Linked DNA regions of Homo sapiens: region 1 is linked to region 2. Evidence: read pairs that join two places in POLR2A ChIA-PET (ENCODE). Cell type or tissue: OCI-LY7. All regions are shown on one strand. Links, peaks and the distances in the headings refer to the core of each region. The heading gives the core; the rest is flanking DNA. Region 1 has its middle 160 kb from the start of RIPOR2. Region 2 holds the start of LOC102724765 (a long non-coding RNA gene).

Region 1 (4,399 bases), core at 171-4,170, 60 kb after region 2:
TGATGACATCCCTAAACTTTGCTCCCCTGTACAACTTCAGGCATCTCATATAAGCCACAGGTAGCTGGTTACTCACTGACTTTGCAGTTACTCCTGTCCCATTTCAGACCTCCTCTTTGTCTTGCACCCTCTGTCTGCTAGTATTTAGTTTGCTTTTGGAGATCTGTCCAGTTTTGGTGACTAGGTTACAACATGAACTCTTTCTTAGCTTGTGGCTCTGTATGTATGTGTCAGGGCTAGATTAAGCTGCAGACCTAGGCCTAATTCTTAATTTGTGCAATTCAGCCTCAGCATAGCTGCAGACAAGGGTTACCTGCTTCTACCTCACCTTGCTCCGGGCGATTACCTCTTTGGGTGGATCCTACCTTCTAGCCCCACAGTTTAAATAGCTGTTCCTGCCATGCCAAAAACACTCACAAACACAAACAACAAAAAACACGTGGTGATAGCAGATAAAAGATGTTCCAAAAGAAAAACTTAGGGACTTCAGTACATTCTCTAAATATTCAACAAGAGATTGCTGATCAATTGTGAAATCTGTTCTCTGTTAGGCAGTTGATAGGACTTAATAAATGCTTATTGGAAAACAAAGGGGTGTTCATGTATTTCCATTATACAAGAAAGCAAAGACAAACAATAGCATACCCTGACCACAAGGTTGTAATCTTTAAATCCAGCCCAAGTGAAGTATTCTTTTATCCAGGATGAGTGAAGAAATATTTCATCTCCTAGAGCAGCATTCAAGATTTCCAAATAAGGTTCAAAATCCCAGGAATCCTTGTAAATTTTTGTCCCCTCTGGAGGCTCTATGATGCCCTTGCTTAAAGACACAAAGGTGTGAGAACAGTGAAAGAAAGTAACAAGTAATGAAGGCAAAAGTTAGTACTTAAGTAGCAAAAGTCAACCAGACTAGCAGCTTTGAGACCCCTCAGATAATTCACAAGGCGTCCCACAAAAGTGCCTCAGTGGTCCCACCATTGCCTAAATCAGAGCAGCTCCTATTGTCTAGTGTGATAGGTTTCTAAGTCAGATTTCATTCAAAGAAAGAAGTCTATGTCTAGAAAAAAACGTGTGAAAACCACTAATTTGGGCCTCTTTGTTCAAACAAGTAAATTACAGAAATGTTGCTTATAATCTGGCCATGATTTTGTGGATGCCTGCACATTCGTGCCTCCCCACCCCAATTAGAATATAAGTTTGGTGAAAGTAGCAACCATGACTGAACCCATAGGAGGTGCTCAATAAATATTTGTTGGATATATGGATGACTTTAGCCTATCTTTAAGAAATTCCCAGAACTTTGTGTCTCTAATATATGGTGCTCTTGCTGTCCTAATCAAAGCACAGCCAATAGACAGATGCCAGTTTTTATCCTTAAACCCAGCCAGTAATGTGGTAGAGTTCTCTGACAATCCTAGAATTCTGTCCATCCCATGTGAAGATGTATCCTTGCATAAAACATGGAATTTTAAATCCCAAGAATGGAATAGGATGTGATCTGGATAAAGAAAATATAAGGAGGGAAATAGGTGCCCATCTCATAAAGACGTGGCAGTAGCTGACCTTCTTCTCAAAACTATACTTTTATATGCCCAAAGCTACAGATGTACTGGTTTCTGTAAAAAAAAAAAAAAAAAAAAAAAAAAAAAATTTACCAAATCCTAAAGCTTCTTCCTTCTAAATGTATCTCAAATCTTCTTCTGCAACTCCTTGCCTTGCCTCAGTGTAGAGCTTCACTAATCTCTTTCTATAGAAAGCCACACCCTCCCAACCACTCTCCCTTACTCCAGTGGTTCTACCTGTTCCCCAGTCCATTCTCTGCAAAGCTGAAATGGTTTTTCTAAATAAAAACTCAGCAATGTCCCTTCTTTGCTTTATAACTTTCTGCAGCTCCCCTCACTCACAGGACAAATTCCCTGCACTGGCTTCTGGGGCCTTTCTCCGAGCCTGGCTGCCGCCTATCTCACCCTTTTCCTCTGCTTTCACTCACAAGCCCTCTACTTAGGAAGACAGATGGCTTCATGAGGGCAAAAGCCTCTTCACAGCTGTATCCTCTGTATCTGGGATGATGACTTGCACACAGAAGGAGTTCAATAAATCATTTCTGAATGAATCACATATATTTATGCCCTCATTCAAAGTATCCGCATTCACCAAACCCATTATACACTTGCCTTCTCCAGCACATGCCATTGTTTCTGACTAGAATCTCTTTCTCCTCTCTACTTACTCGTGACATCCTCCTCATCTCTAAATGCCAAAGATCCAGATTAAGCTTTCCTTGGTCACAATTTTTTCCTCTTCCCCTTGCAAGGCAGTTAGAGCACTTGGTCTCTGTGTGTCCTCTATACTTCGTCTTAGCTCTAAGACCCAACGGTGTTGACTTTCTAGTCACCCAGAATGCTTTGGTGAGGCACAAGAATACAAATGCAGATTCCTGGGCTCTACCTCAGATCTACTGAATCAGGATCTGTGGGGGAAGGGAGTCCAGGGATCTGGATTTATGTGAGTCTCTTCAATTATTCCTATGTTCATTAAAGCTTGAAAACTGCTGGGGCAATCGAAAGAGAAGATTTTTGGAGAGTTAGGCAAATGTAAAATGACGAAGGCTCTTGAATACCTTGCTAAGAACTGGAATAATTAAAAACCTTTAGACCTGGAAAATAAAATTAAAAACACTTTTATCCTGGAGGCACTAAGGATATCCTACAGAATTTTAAACAAGAATGTTTGCATTTTAGAAAGGTTACTTTGTCAGCAATGAAGAGCAGGGGCTTTCAAACATTTTGCCTATCATCCCAGTAAAGACTACATTTTACATTAGGACCCTGGAGTCCCCCTACCAAGGGTACCTATGAAACGGAAGTTTCATGAAATAATACCCTTGTTACATGCAATGTACTCAGGTATTTTCTATCCTATTCCATTTTATTCTATTCTATTTCATGTTTAAAACATTGGCTGTGAGCAATGGCATTAATTTTGTGACTTGCCAATGGATTGTGACCAGCAGATTGAAGACACTGGCATGAAAGATGGATCAAGGGAAGTTGTGGGGGAGGCACAGATACAAGTTGGGGGGCACTGCAGGAGTCTAAGTGAGAAATTTTGAGAGGCAGAATTAAGGCCAGGGCAGAAGAGGCTGGAGACGAGTGATGGATTTGTGAGTGCTTTATGAAGGAGAATTGACCAGATTTGATAACTCGTTTAATATGGGAAGTTAGCAAAAGACAGAATGAGCTGATTTATCATTCATACTGACTTTGCAGAGGTAAGGCTGGGAGAGGGTGAGCTTTTGGTAATTGCATGTACCACTCTCCAAAATGTTAGTCCATTTCCAAATAGCCCATGATGGTTTCATTTGGCTTAGAGTAGTATTCAAAAATATAGCTTTGTGGCATCATGTTAACTTTTCTTGGATTGCATTTCCAGTGTGTTATTGTTACTTGTTCAAATGTACTATCTGTGGAATGGGAAATTGGGTAATATTTGCACTGATATGAAAACTAATTTTCTTATTGCTTTTTACTTTCATAAAATAATTTATTTTTGAGCTGTATCAATGGACCTTAATAAAAGATTCTTCACTGTTTACTCGCTAGTAAGGTTCTGAGATGATGAAAACATTTGAGTCACTGTTATATAGGATGAAAAGATTAGGAAAAAATTCAGTCTTTTTTTCCCCTAGATTTGTGACATACTTATTGGATAGTTCATTTTATTTAAATGGGAAGACTTCCATTTTTAAAAAGTGAGGTAGGCCAGGCGCAGTGGCTCACGCCTGTAATCTCAGTCCTTTGGGAGGTGGAGGTGGGCAGATCATGAGGTCAGGAGTTCAAGACCAGCCTAACCAACATGGTGAAACCCCGTCTCTACTAAAAATACAAAAATTAGCCGGGCATGGTGGCATGTGCCTGTAATCCCAGTTCGTCAGGAGGCTGAGGCAGGAGAATCGCTTGAACCTGGGAGGTGGAGGTTGCAGTGAGCCAAGATCGCTCCACTGCACTCCAGCCTAGGCAACAGAGTGAGACTCCATCTCAAAAAAATAAAATAAAAAGTGATGTGTGGATTTTACTGTATAACAAACAAAATAGGAACCTGTCAAGAGGCCAGAGGTGAGCCATTTATTTTCTAATAGTATTGAAAAAAAATTATAAAACATTTTTATCCTCTAAAAATATTTAAGCCAAACCTGTCTGTTCGATCCTTCAGCATTCTTCCCAGATCAAGGGTGGCTCCCGGTCGAGGGGTCCATGTTATCACATCAGAGTTTTTCTTGATAAGATTGTTGAGTTCATTTGGGTCATTTTTGGTGTTTGTTTCCTTGATGTACCTGAGAAATAAAAGCATTCCTATGTAAGAAAGTTTATTCTCAGGTGCATGGTCTGATGAGTACAGA
Region 2 (4,399 bases), core at 79-4,078:
GGCGCCACACGCCTGGGTGACACAATGAGATCTCATCTCAAAAAAAAAAAAAAGTTTTATGGTTTTAGCTCTTATTTTTAACATTTAAAAAATGGATATTTAACTTAATGGGCTATAATCTATTAACATCATTGTTTATTTGATGCTCACAGTGTCCCAGTTTTGCCAGTAGAAGCCCCTCCAAGGCAGCTCCCCAGTCCTTTTGACAGATTCCCTTAATTTTTTGAGCACTTCTTTATTTTCTGGCACAAGGTGTTTCAGCCTCATCTTGTAATTTAACTGCTGCAGCCCTGGTATCAGCATTTTTCCAAGAAGCCCTCATTCCATTTGGTGTGAGTGATATTTAAAAACCAACATCTGGGTACTAAGTTGCTCATTGCTATTGGGTATTACTGCTTCTAGATCCTTTTAGTGGACAGAGCTAGGAAGTATCTGTGTCTGTCTGTCTGTCTAGATTATTCTAATTCCAGGGCAACAAATAGGATTCTTTTTTGTCTTCACTCATTTTATATTTGTATCTGCCTTCTCCCACAATGAGAACTCCCAACACATCCTACAGGCTCCCAACACATCCTGTAGGTACTTGTTTGCTTAGTTCTACAATACACAATATAGTTTTAGAATTGTTATAACTGTGGTCTACAAAAAACAAATCTGCTAAACAGAGTTTAAGATTTTTTTATTATTTTATTCTCTTTTTTTTGGTTTTTTGACTGAGGATATTTAGCCAAAGTATTGTGTTCAAATGTTACTTGGATTAATTCTTTTCTTTTTCTTCCATGTAGTTGTGCTATTCATTTGAAATACAGTTCATTGGTTTCTGTTTGCATTCAATTTGCATTTTTTCTCATACTTGTTTATTTAATTTTATTTTTGAATGTATAGAGAATTGGTAACGTTTTAAAACAAACTACAAAAAGGTTTTATATATATATATATTTAGTATATTTTACAAAAGAAATGGGAGTGCTACGCTGTACGGGGTGAGGGCTGGGAATTCTAGATGACTTTCTCTCTGTTGTATGTTTCTGTATTGTTTGATTTTTATACAACATGCGCATATTAGCTTTGTATTAGATGAAAACAAAATCAAGACATATTTTTCAGTGCTACTGCCCAAGTTTACAGTTTTGACAACTGTTGGGGGGGTGGGTAGGGTAGGAGGGGGTAAGGGGTGTGTATATAGTTAACATGTTCTTACGCAGTGAAACAATTTCTTGGATCTTGCTATTTCAGAGGAAAAACTGGTACTCACATAGTGGGTTGAATCTAGGCTAACATATTTCAAGATGCTTTGCATTCCCTAAGATCCTCCTTACCCCCAACTTGATACACTAGCTTAATGCTTCTGAGAAAATTTGCTATTCTGGTAATTTTCTGTTACCAACCAGAGACCAAGTTATCATTCTAGTGATTAACTTTTGGGCTCTTTAGATCCTTCATCAAACAAACAACCTGAGAATTACAGACTTCAGAATCCATCGAGGCTCTGAGTTCTCTAATCCCTCTGCTGGTTTCATTTTCTTTTTTATGTTTGTTAGCTGTATTTGTATTTGCTGCTTCTTCCTCTCCTTTCCTTTTCCCTCCACACCCTCTCTTTTGTCCATCCTCGGCTGGAGACAGCTAAAATATCTGTCCAGATCATGTACATACAAAGAGAGCACTTTCTCAACCAACGGACCTCCCTGAATTATTCAAAGTACCTTCCATTCTCCAGTTTCCCATCATTTTTCTTCCTTGACAGTATAAACTGGAATTGGACATTTGGCAATTGTACCCATGGATTTAATCATTCAGGCAGGAAGGAAGAGGGTAAGCCTTCTACAGAAGCAAGTATTCTTCTGAATGATGAGAAAATAGGTAACAACATGTTTGAAGGTATATAAATAATTTTTATGCCAGTATAAACACTAGGGTCCCTAAAACAAAAAGCATTCTCTGTAATTGGCAGAGCTGTTGGTAAACAAGATTCAGAACTGGGGAGAAACCCAGGCTTTGTGGGGCCCAGCCGCCTGTTGTCTGGGATGAGGCTGTTAATGGATAAACTTAGCAGGTGTCTAGACTGAAACCCAGGAAAATATGTGACCTATGAATTATACAGAATGTTCTAAAAGGTTTCTTTCTTTTTTATACTTGGGGTAAACTCCTCACTGACCTCCTCTCAAATCTTTAAGCTTGTAGCTTAAAAGAAACAGAAACCAAGAGAGGAATTTTCCTGGTATATCCTTCTCCACTTCAGAGCAGAGAAGCCCAGCCTGAAGCCTAAAATCGCAGCACAAGGGATTTGTCAGTCAGTAGCAATTCTGTTGGTCAGAACGGCAGCAAGAGACCAAATCAGCAGGTTGGAAACGGCAGCAACACGGTTTCTGCTGTGGTCTGGGACACTTGGGTGCTTGTATCCACGCTGAAAAGCTAAATCTGCAACCGTAGTGCCTCCCCATACCGGTACAAAATCCCAGAGTGGAGGAGGCCGGGGGAGAAACATGAGTGTGGTCAAGGCCTGACCCTTGCCAGATAACAGGTGAGCCAGGACAGAAAGCTGATAGGAAGCTGGGCTGCTCTGTAAATTGACGCTGGATCTCTCTGCAAGCAGGGGCCATCTGCAGAGTGGGTAGCCTTGTGCAGATGGAGGACTGTGGGAGAGGTGCCCACATATTCTTCCTATCCCGGGCCCCTCTGTCTCCCTGAGATCTTGCCTTCAGGTTCTCATCTGAAGACAGTGGTATTTAGAAGAAAATCTAAGACTGTTTCTATGAATCAGAGTGCCTTCCAGAGCTGCACGTGCAGTGAGGAATAGCCAGCTGGGTTCTTACCTCCTTGTGTAGAATTGTCAACCCAGGATGGTGGCAGACAGGAGAGCCCTCCTTCGAAGTCCCACAGCCCCAACCACAGTCCAGGGCATCGTCTGTGGGATTCAGACTGCTGCTTGACCAGGTCCCCTTGCCCAGTCACAATTAAGAATGCCATCACACTGAGTCAGGAGAATGGCCGGCGAAGCAGAACAAGACAATTAAGTCACATTGACACTGGGAGGAAGTCGCCAGTGGTATCTCTGAGACAGCAGATTCCCTAATCTCAAGTGCATATCAGCTTTGTCACTGTTGTCTTTTCAGTGGGACAGAGAAAACTCATTTCCATTCCTCTGATTGGAGTCCACAAAAAGTGCTAACCAGTGGCTGCCTCCATCAAAGCTCTACCTAACAGAGTTCAACGGGTTTTTGTTTTGTTTTGTTTTGTTTTTTGAGACAGCATTTGCGCTGTCACCTAGGCTGGAGTGCAGTGGCATGATCATAGCTCAGTGTAACCTCCAGTTCCTAAGTTCAATCAATCCTCCTGCCTCAGCCTCCTGAGTAGCTGGGTTTACAGGCACACACCACCATGCCCACTAACTTAAAAAAAAATGTTTATAGAGACAGGATCTTGCTATGTTGCCAGGCTGGTCTCTAATTCCTGGCCTCGAGTGATCCTCCCACCTCAGCCTCCCAAAGCATTGGAATTACAGGTGTAAGCCACCACGCTAGGCTAGAGTTCAACTTTTTAAAGAGGCGAAACAAGTTCCAAGTGGGCTCTGTCATCTGGTTGCATTTACTTGTACTGAAAATAGCCTGGAGATCCTCTGTGGGGGCAAACACTCCATTTTCCCAGAAGAACAGGAGTCACACCCCTAGGGGCCAAGATCAGTTTTTCCCTAGTGTATCTGTGTTGCCTCCTGTGTGGTGTGGTGTAAGCCAGCTGAATGTGAGGGTAGGGTGCCTGGCTGAGGAAGATGGGGATGCCTTCTCCAGTATGACATGTCTCCCATTATTTTGGGAAAAAATGTGGAGGTGGCAATGGTAAGCCCTTCATACTGCCTCAAATGCCACTATTACCATTTTTAGGCCCTCAGCTCCCAATAGCTACATTGCCAGGAACTGTGCTAGGCACTTGACATATTTTATGTCTTTTAATCCCCTCCAATAACAATGGGAGGTGGGTGTTACTGTAATAAGCATTTTAAGGTTGAGGAAGTGGGCATTCAGGGAGGTGGAATAAATTGCCCACAGGCCAACAGCTAAGAAGTTGTAGAAGCAGGATTTGAAGCCAAATCTCCTGGTTGTCAAAGCTTATATACTTTTCAGGGTTTCTTTCCTTTAATCGCCCACCCCAACTGTGGCAGACTAAAGGAAAGAAAGGCTCTCGGGGCATTCAGTTATCTGTGCCCACCCCTCATTCCCGTGCCCTGCCCTGACCCTGCTGTCATCATGTAGAAGGCCCAGGCACCCACGGGCTGTTGCTGTGTCTATACTCCTCTTTACCTGGGCAGGTCACAGGTAAGCAGCTTGACAGGGTTTACAGGACACCAGATAGGTCCTTCTCCCGAATGTCTGCTCAGTATCACACATGTGTGTCTTTGTAGTGA

Evidence for each region. Peaks named below come from ENCODE experiments on the same cell type or tissue, not always from the same donor. Only the 100,000 strongest peaks of a DNase experiment are listed, where the experiment ranks them.
Region 1: POLR2A ChIA-PET joins it to region 2 with 5 read pairs; 2 of 35 experiments call an interaction of 5 or more read pairs at or near these places.

Annotation. Positions count from the first base shown.
Region 1 is chr6:25,092,869-25,097,267 of GRCh38, forward strand. It overlaps the pseudogene CMAHP. Among named protein-coding and RNA genes, the nearest start is that of RIPOR2, 160 kb to the left of the region's middle. In OCI-LY7, for the core only: no CTCF peak of the experiment used is centred there; no DNase peak of the experiment used is centred there.
Region 2 is chr6:25,033,169-25,037,567 of GRCh38, forward strand. LOC102724765 (a long non-coding RNA gene) reads right to left here and starts at 2,973. Exons shown (of 2, transcript NR_187803.1): 1 at 2,814-2,973. It also overlaps a transcript of RIPOR2 not described here. In OCI-LY7, for the core only: CTCF peaks have their summits at 3,671 and 3,889; DNase peaks (open chromatin) are centred at 2,333 and 3,033; H3K4me3 peaks cover 2,252 bases; H3K27ac peaks cover 1,570 bases.